Linked DNA regions of Homo sapiens: region 1 is linked to region 2. The links are chromatin loops, found by intact Hi-C in ENCODE. Cell type or tissue: adrenal gland. All regions are shown on one strand.

The links. Hi-C counts contacts between places; a loop is a spot of excess contacts. Peaks named below come from ENCODE experiments on the same cell type or tissue, not always from the same donor. Only the 100,000 strongest peaks of a DNase experiment are listed, where the experiment ranks them.
Region 1: it touches region 2 in a loop (2.1-fold over the local background); 2 of 110 quality-filtered maps call a loop at or near these places.

Annotation. Positions count from the first base shown.
Region 1 is chr4:102,770,192-102,778,191 of GRCh38, forward strand. It overlaps LOC102723704 (a long non-coding RNA gene), which reads left to right and starts at 6,846. Exons shown (of 5, transcript NR_125932.1): 1 at 6,846-7,032; 2 at 7,706-8,000. LOC124900743 (a long non-coding RNA gene) reads right to left here. Exons shown (of 2, transcript XR_007058208.1): 2 at 7,895-8,000. In adrenal gland, no CTCF peak of the experiment used is centred here; no DNase peak of the experiment used is centred here.
Region 2 is chr4:102,661,451-102,669,450 of GRCh38, forward strand. MANBA (mannosidase beta) reads right to left here. Exons shown (of 17, transcript NM_005908.4): 10 at 7,513-7,599; 11 at 3,235-3,402. It also overlaps the pseudogene RPL21P49. Among named protein-coding and RNA genes, the nearest start is that of MANBA, 96 kb to the right of the region's middle. In adrenal gland, no CTCF peak of the experiment used is centred here; no DNase peak of the experiment used is centred here.

The sequences.
Region 1 (8,000 bases), 110 kb after region 2:
TCACACAATATACCCTTGTAACAAACCTGCACATATACCTCCTGAATCTAAAATAAAAGTGAAAAAATGTGTTTAAGTGAACTTGGAGTCACTCTAAATGTATACTGCAAACTCTAGGGCAACCAGTGAAAAAAAAATTTAAAGGAATGCAACTGATGTGCTAAGAAATATGATTATATAAAATGTTCAGTTAAAACCACAAAAGGCAGAGGAAGAGTGGAAGACAAAGATAGAACAAAGAACAAGGGCAACAAACAGAAAAGAGTAACAGGGTGATGGTTGCACCAAAATCTCAGAAATCACTGCTAGAGAACTTATCCATGTAACCAAAAATCACCTGTTCCCCAAAAAGTATTGAAATAAAAAGACAGTAACAAATGTGGTTATTGTCAGATGTTATAGATATTAATCCAACTCTATCAATGGTCTAAATACACCAGTTAAAGGACAATTGTCGGAGTAGATGAAAACAATAAGACCCAGCTATATGTTGTCTATAAGTGACCTATTTTCATTATAAAGACACATCTAGATTAAAACTTAAAAGAAGGACAAAGATATACCACACTTACATTAATTTTTTAAAAAGTGAGTAGCTATATTAATTTCAGAGAAAGCACACTTCAGAGCAAAGAAAATTATCAGGATACAGAGGGACATTACATAATGATAAGTGGGTCAGTTCTCCCAAAAGACCTTACAATCCATAATGTGTATGTGCTTAATTAATAACAGAACATCAAAATACATTAATCAAAAACAGAGAGAACTGTAAGAAGAGAAAGATAAATCTACTAATATATTTGGAGACTTCAGCAGCCCTCCATCAGTAATAGAGAGATCTAGCAGGCAAAAAAATCAGTAAGGACAAAGTTGAACTCAACAATACCATCAATCAACTGGGTATAGTTGACAGCTGTAGACCATTTCATCCAACAACAACAGAATACACATTCTTCTGTAGGTCACATAGAACATTCACTGAGATAGACCATACTTTGGGCCATAAATTACACCTTAACAAATTTAAAAGAATATAAATTACAAAATGTGGAATTAAACTAGAAAGCAATAACAGAATGAAAGCTGGAAAACCTCAAAATACTGGATGATTAAACAGCACAATTCCAAATAACACACAAGTCAACAAAGAAATCTCAAGATAAATTAAAACATTTTTAATACATTAATTAAAAAACAATTTTATCAAAATGTGTGGGACCCGCAAAGCAGTGCTTAGAAATTTACAGCATTAAAGTCATGTATTAGGAAAAAAGAAAGATCTAAAATCAGTAATCAAAACATTCACCTTGGGAAGCTAGAAAAGACCAATTAAATCCAAAGTAAGCAGAAGGAAAGGAACGATAAAAATTAAAGCAGAAATAATGAAATTTTTCAAGGAAATCAGGGAGGAGGGGGTAAGAAAAAAATATGAATGCATTTATTACTACTGACTTTTACACTTAAAAATGGTAAAGATGGTAAATTACATATGTATATTTTACCTCAATAAAAATTTTTACAAGAAAATAGGAAATCAATAGAGAAAATCAACAAAACCAAATGCTGGTTTTTTTTAAAAGATCAGTAAAATTGATAAGCCTCTAGCCAGGCTAAGAAAATAAGAGAGAAGACACAAATTATTCATATAACAAATGAAAGAGGGAACATCATTACAGATCCCAATCAGACATTAAAATGATAAAAAAGAAATACTATGAGCAAATTTATGTTCACACATTTGATAGCATAGATGAAATAGCCAATTCCTTGAAAGATACAATCTGCTGAAAAGTTACACAAGAAGAAATAGACGATCTTAATAGGCCTATATCTATTAAAGAAATTGAGTCAATAATCAATAATCTTGCAAAACAGAAAGCACCAGGCCAGATGGTTTGCTAGACAATTCTACCAAACATTTAAGGAAGAAATTATACCAATTCTCTACAATTTCTTCCAGAAGACAGAAGCAGAGGGAATATTTGCTAACTCATTCTATGGGGCCAATATTACCCTCATATTATAAAACAAAGACATTACATGAAAATAAAACTACAGCCGGGCACAGTGGCTCACGCCTGTAATCCCAACACTTTGGAAGGCCGAGGCGGGCAGATCACGAGGTCAGGAGACTGAGACTATCCTGGCTAACACGGTGAAACCCCGTCTCTACTAAAAATACAAAGAAATTAGCCGGGCGTGGTGGCGGGCACCTGTGGTCCCAGCTAGTTGGGAGGCTGAGGCAGGAGAATGGCGTGAACCCGGGAGGCGGAGCTTGCAGTGAGCCGAGATCGCGCCACTGCACTACAGCCTGGGCGAAAGAACGAGACTCCATCTCAAAAAAAAAAAAAAAAAAAGAAAACAAAACAAAACCACAGACTCACCCAGAGCAATATCTCTCATGAACATACATGAAAAATTTCTCAACAAAAAATTAGCAAATTGAATCCAACAATATATAAAAAGAATTATACACTATGACCAAGTGGGATTCATTCTGGGTATACAAGGCTAGTTCAACATCTGAAAATCAACTCATCACACCAACAGGCTAAAGAAGAAAAAAAACACATGATCATATCAATAGATGAAGAAAATAAAGAAAAAGCATTTGACAAAATCCAACAGCCATTCATGACAAAAACTCTCAGCAAACTAGAAATGGAAGTGAACCTCCTCAACTTGATTATAAGAAGTAAAATAAAAAAACTACAACTAACATCATATTTAATGGCGAGAAGCTAGAAAACTTTATTGCTAAGATCACAAACAGGGCAAGATGTGTCCTATCACAACTCCTTTTCACCATCGTACTGGAAACCCTAGCTAATGCACAAAGACTAGGAAAGGAAATACAGTCATGTGCCACTTGACAACTTTTCAGTCAATGACAGATTACATATACAACGGTGGTTCCATAAAATTGCAATGGGGAAGAAAAACTCCTATTGCCTAGTGAGGTTGTAGCGACTGTAATGTCATAGTGCAACACATTACTCATGTTTATGGTGATGCTGGTGTAAACAAACCTACTGTGCTGCCATGCATATAAAAGTATAGCACTCAGTTATATACAGTGCATAATACTTACTAATAAATGACTATGCTATTGGTTTATGTATTTGCTATACTATACTTTTTATCATTATTTTACGGTGTACTACTTCTATTTACTTTTTTTTTTTTTTTTTTTTTTGAGATGGAGTATTGCTTTGTCGCCCAGGCTGGAGTGCAGTGGGGTGATCTTGGCTCACTGCAAGCTCTGCCTCCCGAGTTCACGCCATTCTCCCGCCTCAGCCTCCCAAGTAGCTGGGACTACAGGCGCCCGCCACCACACCCGCCTAATTTTTTGTATTTTTTTTAGTAGAGACAGGGTTTCACCGTGTTAGCCAGGATGGTCTCGATCTCCTGACCTTGTGATCCGCCCGCCTCGGCCTCCAAAAGTGCTGGGATTACAGGCGTGAGCCACCGCGCCCAGCCTCTACTTACTTTTTTAAAGAAAGTTAACTATAAAACAGTCTCAGGCAGGTCCTTCAGGAGGTATTCCAGAAGAAGGCATTGTTATCACAGGAGATGACAGCTCCAGGTGTGTTATTGCACTTGAAGACCTTACAGTGGAACAAGATGTGGAGGTGGGAGACAGTGATATCGATGATCCTGGCCCTATGTAGAACTAGAACTATGCAGAACTAACTATGTAGGTTAATGCTTGTGTTTGTGTCTTAGTTTTAAATAACATCTTTAAAAAGAAAAAATAAAACAAAAATTTAAAAAAATAGAAAATATCGTATAGAATATGAGTTTAAAGAAAATATTTTTGTATAGCTATACAGTGTGTTTGTGTTTTAAGCTAATTGTTATTTACAAGAGAGTTAACAAGTTGAAAAATTAAAACATTTATAAAGTTAAAATGTTACAGTAAGCTAAGGTTAATTTATTATTGAAGAAACAAAAAATATTTTTCATAAATTTAATATACCCTAAGTCTACAGTGTTTATGGGCGACAGGTATCCAAAATATACAAAGAACACTTAAAACTAAGCCATAAGAAAATGAACAAAAAAATCTCAACAGACACCTCACTAAAGAAGATATACAGGTGGCAAATAATTATATAAAAATAAGCATACATCATAAGAGAAATTGCAAATGAAAACAAAATGAGATACCACTACATACCTATTAGAATGGCCATTATCCCAAAGGCTGTCAACAGCAAATGCTGGTGAGGATGTGGAGGAACAGAAACTGTCATTCATTGCTGGTGGGAATGCCAAATGATAAAGCCACTTCGGAAGACAGTTTGGCACTTCTTTACAAAACCTAAGCATACTCTTAGCACATGTGATCATTAGTTTTATGTATCAACTTGACTCGGTCATGGGTTGACCAGATATTTAGTCAAACATTATTCTGGGTGTTTCTGTGAAGGTGTTTTGGGATGAGGGTACTATTTAAGTTGGTAGACCAAGTAAAGCAGATTGCCCTCCGTAATGTGGATAGGCCTCATCCAATCAGTTGAAGACCTGAATAGAGCAAAAGATTGACCCTCTCTGAAGGAAGAGACAACTCTTCTGCCTGACAGGCTTCAGACTGGAATACTGTCTCTTCCTGGTTCTACAGCAGCCTGCCAGCCTTTGGACTCAAACTGGAACATTAGCTCTACAGATTTTGGACTTACCACCTCTGTAATTGTGTGAGCTAATTTCTTATAATAAATCTCTTTATAATGTATATACATCCTACTGGTTCTGTTTCTCTGGAGAATCTTGACTAATATGCCATATGATCCAGTATTTGGATTCCTTGGTATTTACACAAAGGAGCTGAAAATATATATCCATCCAAAAACCTGCACATGGATGTTTATAAGAGCTTTAGCCATAATTGCCAAAATCTGGAAGCAACCAAGATTTCCTTCAGTAGGTGAATGGATAAACCAGGTGTCTGGTACATCCAGACAATGGAATATTATTCAGCACTTAAAAAATGGGCTCAGTCGCTCACACCTGTAATCCCAGCACTTTGGGAGTCTGAGACAGGCAGATCACCTGAGGTCAGGAGTTTGAGACCAATCTGACCAACATAGCGAAACCTCATCTCTACTAAAAATACAAAAATTAGCCAGGTGTGGTGATGCATGCTGTAATCCCAGCTACTTGGAAGGATGAGACAGAAGAATTGCTTGAACCCGGGAGACGAAGGTTGCAGTGAGCCGAGATTGCGCCACTGCACTCCAGACTGGGTGACAGAGCAAGACTCCATCTCAAAAAAAAAAAAAAAAAAAAAAAAAGAGGGCTATCCAGGCGTGGTGGCCCATGCCTGTAGTTGCAGCTACTTTGGAAGCTGAGGCGGGAGAATTGCTTGAACCTGGGAGGCAGAGGTTGCAGTGACCCAAGATTGCACCACTACACTCCGGCTTTAAGTGCATATTACTAAGTGAAAGCAGCCTATCTGAAAGTCTACATACTGTATGATTCCAACTATATGACAATCTGGGAAAGGCAAAACTATGGGAGACAATAAAAACATCAGTAGTTGCCAAAAATTGCAGGGAGGAAGGGATGAACAGGTGGAGCACAGAGGATTTTTAGGGAAGTGAAAATACTCTGTGATACTAGAATGGTGGATACATGTCATTATAATTTGTCCAAATCCATAGAATGTAAAACACCAAGAGAGAAATCTAATGTTAACTATGGACTTTGGGTGATAATGATACATCAATGCAGGTTCATAAATTGTAACACATGTATTACTCTGCTAAGGATGTTGATTAAGAAGCAGGCGGTGGGGGAGCAGAGTCTGCATGTGCTGAGCAGGGTGTGTACTGGAATTATGTACTATCCACTCAGTTTTGCTGGGAATCTAAGATTGCTCTATAAAGTTTTTTTTTAAATGAGCAAATGATTTGGATAAATATTTATCCAAAGAAAACATATACATGGCTACTAAGCACATAAAAAGATGCTCAACATTATTAGTTATTAGGCTCCTTGGTCCATTCAGGCTGCTATAACAAAATACCATAAACTGGATAGCTTATAAACAAAAGAAATTTATTTCTCACAGTTCTGGAGTGTGGGAAGTCTAAGATCAAGGCACCAGCAGATTCAGTGGGTGGTGAGAGCCCACTTTCTGCTTCATCGATGGCACCTTCTTATGGTGTCCTCACATGATGGAGGGGACAAAGGAGCACTTCTCAGGCTTCCTTTATAAGGGCGCTATTACCATTCATAGGGTAGAGCCCTCATAACCTAATCATATCTCAAAGGCTTTCCAACCCCTAATAATACCACCTTAGGTATTAGAATTTCAACATATTAATATTGGGGTCAGGGAGTGGGAGCAGATCATAACATTAGGGAAATGCCAATCAAAACCACAATGACATACCATTTCACACCCACTAGGATGGCTATAATAAAAAATATGGTCAATAACAGGTGTTTGCGAGGATGTAGAAAAACTAGAATTCTTGTACATCACTGGTAGAAATGTAAAATGGTATGGCTTTTGTGCAAAAGAGGTTGGTGGTTCCTCAAAAAATTAAATGTGGAGTTACTATATGACCCAGAACTTTCAATCCTACATATATACCCAAAAGAATTAAACATATAGGCTCACACAACAAGTTGCGCACAGATCTTCACAGCAGTATTATTTATAATAGCCAAAAAGTAGAAACAGCCCAAATGTCTATTAATTGGCTCATGTATAAACAAAATGTGATATATGCATGCAATGGAATATTATTCAGCCATTAAAAGAAATAGAATGCTGATAATGACATCATATTGTATGATTCCATTTATAGGAAATGTACAGAATAAGCAAATCCATAGAAACAGAAAAGAGATAAGTGCTTGCCAGTGGTTGGGTATTGGAGGAATGGGAATGGCTGCTAATTGGTACGGTGTTTATAATGTGATGAAATGTTTTGGAAAGAGATACTGGAGATGATTGCCCAACCTCGTGAATATATTAACATCGACTGAATTGTACCCTTTAAAATGGTAGACTTCATGGTATGTGAATTATATCTTAATTTGAAAAAATTATTTTAAGGTACGAGTAATGTAGATTTCAGGAATCCCTTTATGTCTTAAAATGAATTTATTTTGACACTACACTTTGTTGATAGTTTGACTGAGTAAATAATTCTAGGTTCAAGAGGAATTATTTTTTTTTAAACCTTGAAGACCTTTACCCTACCATATTCTAGCTTTCATTATGGCTGATGAGATGTCTGATTTTTTCCCCCTTTCTTTATTTGCTTATTTTTCTTTCCCTCCTTCCTTCCTTCTTTTCTTTTTTTAAGAAGAACTAGAAATTCTTCCTGGAAACTTTTAGAGTGTCCTCTTTATCTTTGTTTTTCTGAATCTCACAGTTATGATTCTGACAGTGAGTGTTAGGTAGGAAGGGAAATAATTGATCTTTATCAACATGAATATTGCTTCTCTGTTCAACTTATAAAAATATTCTTTTTTAAAATTTATTTTTATTGAAGACTAGTTTATATACATTGAAATTCACACATCTTAAGTGTACAATTTGATGAGTTTTAGCAAATGTACATACTTGTGTAACTACCATTTCATGTGCTTTTTGGTCATTTGTATTTTTTTCTTTTCTAAAATGTTTGCCTAAGTCTCTTTCTCATTTACAGTGGATCCAATTTGTCAATTTTTTCTTTTACAGATTGTGCAAGAGGAAGATGTATGTCACGTCAAAGAATTATTTGCTAGTCCTAAGTCCTGAAATTTCTATTTTTTCCTAAACATTTTATGGTTTTATATTTTACATATAAGTTCATGAGTTAATTTTTGCATAAAGTATGCGTTTTAAGTTGAGCTTCTTTTTTTTGCTTACAAATGTCACTTTGACAAATTTTAAAACTGAGTTATCTTTATTACTGAGTTGTAAGAATTCTTTCCATCCCCTAGATACACATCCTTTGTCAGATGTATGTATTACAAATATTTTCTTTTGGTCC
Region 2 (8,000 bases):
TCAGTAGATGTTGGGTGAATTTAAAAATATTAAAAAGTATGATGAAACTATAGGTGATACTAAATGTTTAAAAATATTTTTGCTACAATGGCTTTGAAGAACATTGAAGAAGAAGGCCAGTCAATTGGCCTTGATTGATCAAGCTTGACAGATTTCCCTTCATTCCTTGAGATTCTTGAGAAATTTGGCACGCTGAGCCATGCAGTAAAATTACAAACAAGTCTCTACCTAAAAATATCTGGCTTTGACGATGCATTATAATTTCCTTCCACTTATAAATCCTTTATTCTTGAGGTGTGGTTATTTGTTGCAAATCTCACAGATGACATCTTTCTAAGCCATGACCTTAAACCCTTAGTTGGACCAGGAAATACCATAAGGTGATCCAAGAGAATGGCCATAAAAAGAAAGCATGTGCAGCAGGAAACCAATCATTACAGCCAATTTGTAGATGAATCAATTTATGGTACTTTCCCTTTTTATGATGCCTAATACTTTGATGGAAACTAAAAGCAGTAGTGGTTATGTAGCTTTTAATACTATTCATCTTTGAAAAAATTTACAAACATCAGTTATTGCCCATGGCTCGTTTTAAGATAAATAAGTCCCTAAAAAGAAAGGCATATCTCCATTTCAGAGGTAAAAAAGAAATGGCACAAAGAAGCTAATTTTTTAAAGCTTAAGAATGTAGTGTTAAAATTAATGATCAAAATGTGTAAGTATCTGAAGATCTACCTTGTTGAACAAAAGCAATAAGGATGATGATGATGATGATGACGATGGCTAGTTTTAATTAAAAGGTTACTGTGGGCCAGGCGTGGTGGCTCACACCTGTAATCCCAGCACTTTCGGAGGCCGAGGTGGGTGGAGCAGGAGGTCAGGAGATTGAGACCATTCTGGCCAACATGCTGAAACCCTGTCTCTATGAAAAATACAAAAATTAGCTGGGTGTGGTGGTGCATGCCCGTAATCCCAGCTACTCGGGAGGCTGAGGCTACTCGGGAGAATTGCTTGAACCCAGGAGGCAGAGCTTGCAGTGAGCCAAGACCGCACTACTGCACTCCAGCCTGGTGACAGATGAGACAGATGAGACTCCATCTCAAAAAAAAAAAAAAAAAAAAAGTTACTGTGAACCACCATCTTTCAGTAATTCACTACAACGATGACACGCAAAGGGAAAGAGGAAAGGCACCTGATATTCTCTAGGCCTTTTAGAAAATATGGAGTTGTTCCTTTGGCCATATACATGTGAATCTACAAGAAAGGTGATGTAGACATCAGGGAAATGCATCTGGTTCAAAAAGGAATGCCCCACAAACGTTAATGTGGGAAAACCAGAGGAGTCTACTGTGCTACCCAGCATGCTGTTGGCACTGTTGTAAACAAACAAGTGCAAGATTGTTGCCAAGATAATTAATGTGTTGAGCATATTAAGCACTCTAGGAGCCAAGATAGCTCCCCAAAACTCAAGAAGGAAACAAAGGAAAAGAAAAAGAAGGAAGCCAAAGAGAAAGGAGCCTGAGTTCAATGGAAGCACAGCTGGCTCCACCCAGAGAAGTGCACTGTGAGAACCAATGGAACAGAGCCTGAGTTTCTAGAACCTGTTCCCTATGAATGCATGGCATAACAGGTGTTTAAAAAATAAAAGAGCTCTGGACTGTAAAAATATTTCTTTTCATTAAGCAGAAATGTGTTGTCCCCTGCCCCAAAGAAATATTTTAACTTTAAAAAAAAAAAAGTTACTATGCGTCAGACTGAGTCATGTGCCTTCCATCCATTATCTCACTTAGTCCACATAACAGCTCTTAAAAGTTAGCTCCTATTTTTAACCTAATTTTATAGATGGGAAAAGGAGGATTAAGTAACTCACCCAAGGTTACATAGACAGGAAGTGGCCCAGCCAGGATTTCAAAGCCTGCATACTTAACCACTATGCTATAAAATGAAAACCCTCAGAAACTATAAATCCATCAAACATGAAAAACATAATATCAATATTGTGAATAAAAAGATTATAAAATAAGTGTTCTGTAAATATTTTTTAAAATTTGTATCATCACATTTTGTGAATAGAAAAATTCTTCATGACACATGTCTTAGTATATCAGGTAAACTATAAATTTGAACCCATGTTTTTCATGAATTCTCAATGAAGTTTCTTCTATAAATGGAATAGTGCCATAAACTGGGCATGTTTAGGTGCTAATATCACATACTATTTTAAAAAATAGATGCCTTTTCAAATTGCTTCTGGATATACCCAGATATTTAAAACATCTATTTACAGACACAAAAGTGTAAAGACAACCAGATTATTAAATCACATGTTAAACAAAGTTTTTCAAAAGTTAAAACTTTTGAAGGCATTACTGAAAAAAATGCTGCTTTTTCTCACAAAAAGGCCAATTTATATTAACATATGTCTGTATAATATGCCAATTAGACAAACAGTGGTGCAAAGAGAACCACTATAGAGCAAGGGCCATACAGCGGGGTTGGAGACCAGCTCTCTCATCTCTCTTTGTCCCTTAAATCACATACCAGGACATTCATATGTGATATATACCAAAGTCTACTACTTTAACACATACGATTACAGAATTTTAGAAGTGGCATATCAATAATCATCGAATCTAGAGATTCTAAACTTTTTGGGATCCACGGATGGACTCCAAGGAGCATGTGACAACCTAGCATTGTAAGCACTGCATTGGTGTATGTGTGGAGAGCTGCACAGAGAAGTTAATCCTCCAAAAAGTCCACAGCCCATGAATCCTTTCATCTGCTGCTGCACTACAATGGGATACCCTGTATTCAAACGATACTGTTGAAGACAGCCCTAAAAAGGGGCATAAAACATACTATACCAGTATTCAAACTTATCCACTTTAAACATACATTCTTTTTTTTTTTTTTGAGACGGAGTCTCGCCCTGTCGCCCAGGCTGGAGTGCAGTGGCGCGATCTCGGCTCACTGCAAGCTCTACCTTCCGGGTTCACGCCATGCTCCTGCCTCAGCCTCCCGAGTAGCTGGGACTACAGGCGCCCGCCACCGCGCCCAGCTAATTTTTTTTGTATTTTTAGTAGAGACGGGGTTTCACCGTGGTCTCGATCTCCTGACCTTGTGATCCGCCCGCCTCAGCCTCCCAAAGTGCTGGGATTACAGGCGTGAGCCACCACGCCCAGCCCTAAAGATACATTCTTAAATTCTACTGCATTAAAAATCATTACTTACTGCCAGTACGAGCTCTCTGATGTTTTTCACATAGAGTGTCACATAGTCCTTGATGTAGATTGGCCGGTCAGTGAAACTGATATGATACCAATTCATCATCAGCGCCTCCTCATTTTCATTATTGCCACTCCATATGATGATAGAAGGATGAGATTTCAGTCTCTTGATCTGAAAATTAAGAAAACATAAAATGATTTTCAAAGAGTTAACATAAAAAATTCAGAGCTATAATTACTCATAAAATTAAAGCCCTTGCATTTCTGCACATAAATTCTTATGTGCCAAAAACCTAATTTGAAAATGGCTAGTCATGTTAGCTGCAGGAATACATTTTAAGAAATCTCTGAGATTCTTTTTAACTAGATTTTATAAACACTGATACATAGGGTTTCTCTTCTCTGCTATATAAAAACTGAAGATAATATAATCCCTTTTTTAGAAAGAGAAAGAAAAGGGGAATGAATAAACTCTTCACTCTGTGGATTGCCACAAAGAAAACTTTCAGGAAATACAAAAGGCAGGAGACATTATATTTTGGGGATTGGTTCTTAAGAGCAAATTGGACAAATTGGAGTTCTGTGTGAAGAAATAAATGAAGCAAAGCAAACACTACCACTGAAAGAAGGACGGAGGTTCCTATGCAGTCCTCACTGAGATCAGAAAACCAGAAGGGGAACTAGAGAAGGTTTTACAAAGCAAGTGAGTACTAGAGGTATGCTGGCAGTTAAAGACAAATATGGAATACTCTAAAGGAAAACAGATTAGGGCAATCAGGGTTGATGTCTCCTGAAATAACTATCAATGTCGTGTCCTGAGAAATCAACTAACATTAAGTTACTGAATGTACCTAAATATAAAAGGGAAAATTAGAGAATCTACCTGAAAACCGTGCCACACGAGGCCTGCATAAACTGAGCTCATCTGGGCTGGCCCTACATAAAGACAAAAGGATCCACTTGTGTTATGTTTGCACTGGACAGATTCAGACATGTCCCTTCTTCTAATACACTAGGACATGTGCCCCAGTAGAGAGCAATTAAATTCCTCTGAGAATGGCAGAGTGAGTCAATGGTCAAGAAAAATTCTTTTGGAACATGTTTTGGCAATGTTACCTCATTGATATTTATAGGTTCACCTTCGCTGTGATGCATGATTACACTGATTGCCCCCCACTGATGCTCTCAATGTGTTCTCCATTCAAGAAGCTCAGAAACTCACATAGATGAAATAGAGATGCACTGAAGGTATATTAAAGAGATATATTTCATTTTTAAAAAAATTAAGTCTTGTGTTTTTCTCAGCCAGCCATATAAACACTATTTCCTTTTTTTGTCTTTGTACATGCCCAAGAAAGGGACAGCTGCTACCAACTGTGACTGACATATTTATGCCACTGATGAAAATACAAATATAAATCCTGAAGTGGCAAAAAGCTTCAGTAGCACCGTGTTACACACAACCCTCAAGCTGACTTAGAGTTTTATGGTAAGCTTTACTTTAAAATTTTAACAAACTTTGCATGCAATGGCTCTCCTTATCTTTAATAATGCATCAAAGAACTGAAGATACATAAATGTTAGATTTTAATTATTTATACGAAAGAAAACTAAAAATAAAACTGAAATGCTTGCAACCTGTGTAACTACAATTAATATGTTTACAGTTATTCATTCATCCATTCATCTATCCACTTTGTGAATAATCCACAGAGTGGGGACGCAGAGGGGAATGAGTCCTAGGCCTCAGGGAGATGACAATCTTGCAGAGGTGACAAATCCTTGAACAAGTAATTCAAAGTGTGATGTGTGTCTCAAAAGGCAAAAGATTTTTCCCATGCTTAAGGTAAGAGGGGCCAAAGGAGAACAAAGGAGGTGGCTCACAAGGGCAGTGGATGGGGAAGATGTTCCAGGACATAGACAGCAAGATGGAGATGGTGCCTGAACAGGTGCAGACACCAGCTGGCCGGAGTCCCGCATTAAGAGGATCTTACACCTTACCCAGAGGTCAAGAAGCCACCTCAGGGGAAGTGTTGGCTAGGGAAGGAGTTCGATTGTACTTTTTAAACCTTTTATTTTAAAATGAAACACAGTTACAGAAAACAAATTATGACACGGTCAATTATCATAAGGCAATCACCCTTGTAGCCACCACCCAGTGCAGCCAGGCCGGAAGCCATCCACGTGCCTCTTCCTAATCACAGCCCCTTCCTCCTTCCAAAAGTAACCACTATCTAGAGTATCATAGTGTAATAGAAATCGCTTCCTTGCATTTCTGTATGGTTTTTCACAAAATATACATCTGCAGACACTATAATATGAACTCTAGATTTTAACACACTTGATGGATTCAATTCATTGACATCCTTATCTTTATTGAATCTCAAATTGTCCCCCTTTTGGTTGTTCAGAGTCTCTCAAAATCCTTTTGACATAACTTTGATAGCTTCCTTGTTATCTGCATGTTGAGATATTCCAGGATCAGGGTTCTGAGCAGGAATGTGGTATGACTTAAAATGTGTCAGTGGAAGATGACTTTGGCAGCTCTGTTGAGTATGCACATATTGAAAGAGACCAATGCTAGGGAGTCCAATCAGAAAACAAATGCAATGATTGAGGAGAGGGAAAAATAGGATTTGAATTAGAGTAGTAAGCACGGGGGTGAGAAAGTAAATACAAATACTAGTAACATTGATATCAAAAAATTGTCTCAACTTAAAACCAGATGGATGTGGGAGGTGAGAAAGAAGAAAGTATCAATGACTTTCATATTTCCTGCTAAAAAGAAAAATCTTGAAAGAGTGCACTGGGGAAAAGATAATAGATGTACTTTGAAGACACGCTGAGTTAGTGTGACAGCTGCTATTATTTGTTATTTCTTTTGAACTGCATGACTTACACGTATTATCCTATTTAATTTTTGAAACAGTTTCATGAGGAGTGACATCATACTAGAGTTATAGATACAGAAATTGAGGCTCAAGAGGTAAAGTGACCTCCCTAAGGTTGCAGACTCACCATTCAAGAAGAAATATCAAAATATTTGTTCTTTGTATATCAACATTACAAAAAATCTGGCAGACAGTTGGACATGAGAAATTGAAATCAGAGTCAATAATTATCCACATTGTAGCTTTACCTGAGGTTACCGAGAAAATGGATTTGTTTCCTTCTTTAACATGTTGCAGAGCACTATAAAAACTCAATATGTCTCCACAGTCTTGCAAACTCTTTACAAGGTAGGGGTGATCTCCTGGTGCAGTGATCATTTCCAATGGATGCTAATGAATCAGTCCGATGTTTCAGTAGTATTTTACTAGCATATGATACACTCACAAGTTGGTTTCTAAACTGTATTTTGGGAGTACATCATAATTCAGAATTTTCATGTATTGACAAGCATCCCACTCTGATTCTACATGGAAACCCATGCCATGCACTTAATATTTAGGGGAGAGGAAATATAATGCAATCTGTGTTTCAAAGCATGATCATCCCCTAAACAGACCTTGCTGCAAAAATAAGTATATTCAGCACACAGCTCATAAACCTCAGATCTGTGGCTAAAATTATCAGTTGATAATATTATATTAACACCATTGCCATTTGTGAAAAGAAGATATCCAGGATCATTTTATATATTTCCTGTGCCAGACCTGGAGTCGGCCATTTCTCTAAGAAGCTTTTCTCTTAACAGGAAAGATTACTTCAATATAAGAATACTCAACACTACAACGTTGGGCATTATTTCTAGATCTTTTCAGTAGGCAGAGAAAGCATATAATCACTTCCTTGCATTTATATATCTGTGAATATAAATATAAATGTCAATATGTGGAATCTAAAATAAATCAAGGAATCAATAATCAATTTAAACTTTCTCCTGAGCAATTCAAACAGTGGTGTTGCTGTTTGCTGAGATGGAGAAAACTTCAGAAGAAGCAAGATTGGGGAGGGGGTGCAATATAAGTTTAGTTTGTACATGTTACATTTCAGATGCCTGTTAAACCTCCAAGCAGAGGCACCAGGTAGGCAGTTGGATATAAGAAAGAGGAATTCAGCAGAGAAATCAGGACTGGGGATAAATCTGGGAGTCATCAGCCAATAGATGATGGTAAAGCCATGACACTGGGTACAATCACCTAGGATGTCAATTACCTGGCTGTGTAATTTTTCATGGGATTTAGTAGAGAACAAAAACCAAAATGAAGCAAGATTTAACAAAAGGCAATACTAAAACATATTATTTGTTTTATTTCTTCTTGGAAGGGTAGTAACATACCTGGTAGGCAACTTCTGCTGTCACTGAATCCAGGAAGCCCTGATCAGTTGGATAAAGGGCACAGGCAAACATAAAATCCTGCCATACCTAGCAAATCAAATAAAAGGGAATGCAACACTTCCATAAGTTTTATTACACAGAAGAAAGTCTTTATTCTGAGCTCTGGGCATTATCTTTCACACAAATGAAAAATCCAGTTAGCCTGATGAGTGTGATCACTGGGGCGCCATTATGCATAATTTGATACCAAGAAATGTATCAAAGACATTAGGACTTCCCAGAACTGCACAAAATCTGAGAAGAGAAAATCCTAGGCAGGTATAGAAGAAAGAGAAGATGGAAGAATTTGAAAAAGAAAAAATGTGTGGAGGGGACACAGAATGAGGCTTCCCTCCAGCCCCTTGTCACTCCTAATTCATTCCAATTTTCACCAGGCATTTGGTATTGAGATGCACCAGACTGTTAAGAATCATACTTCATTTATAAAG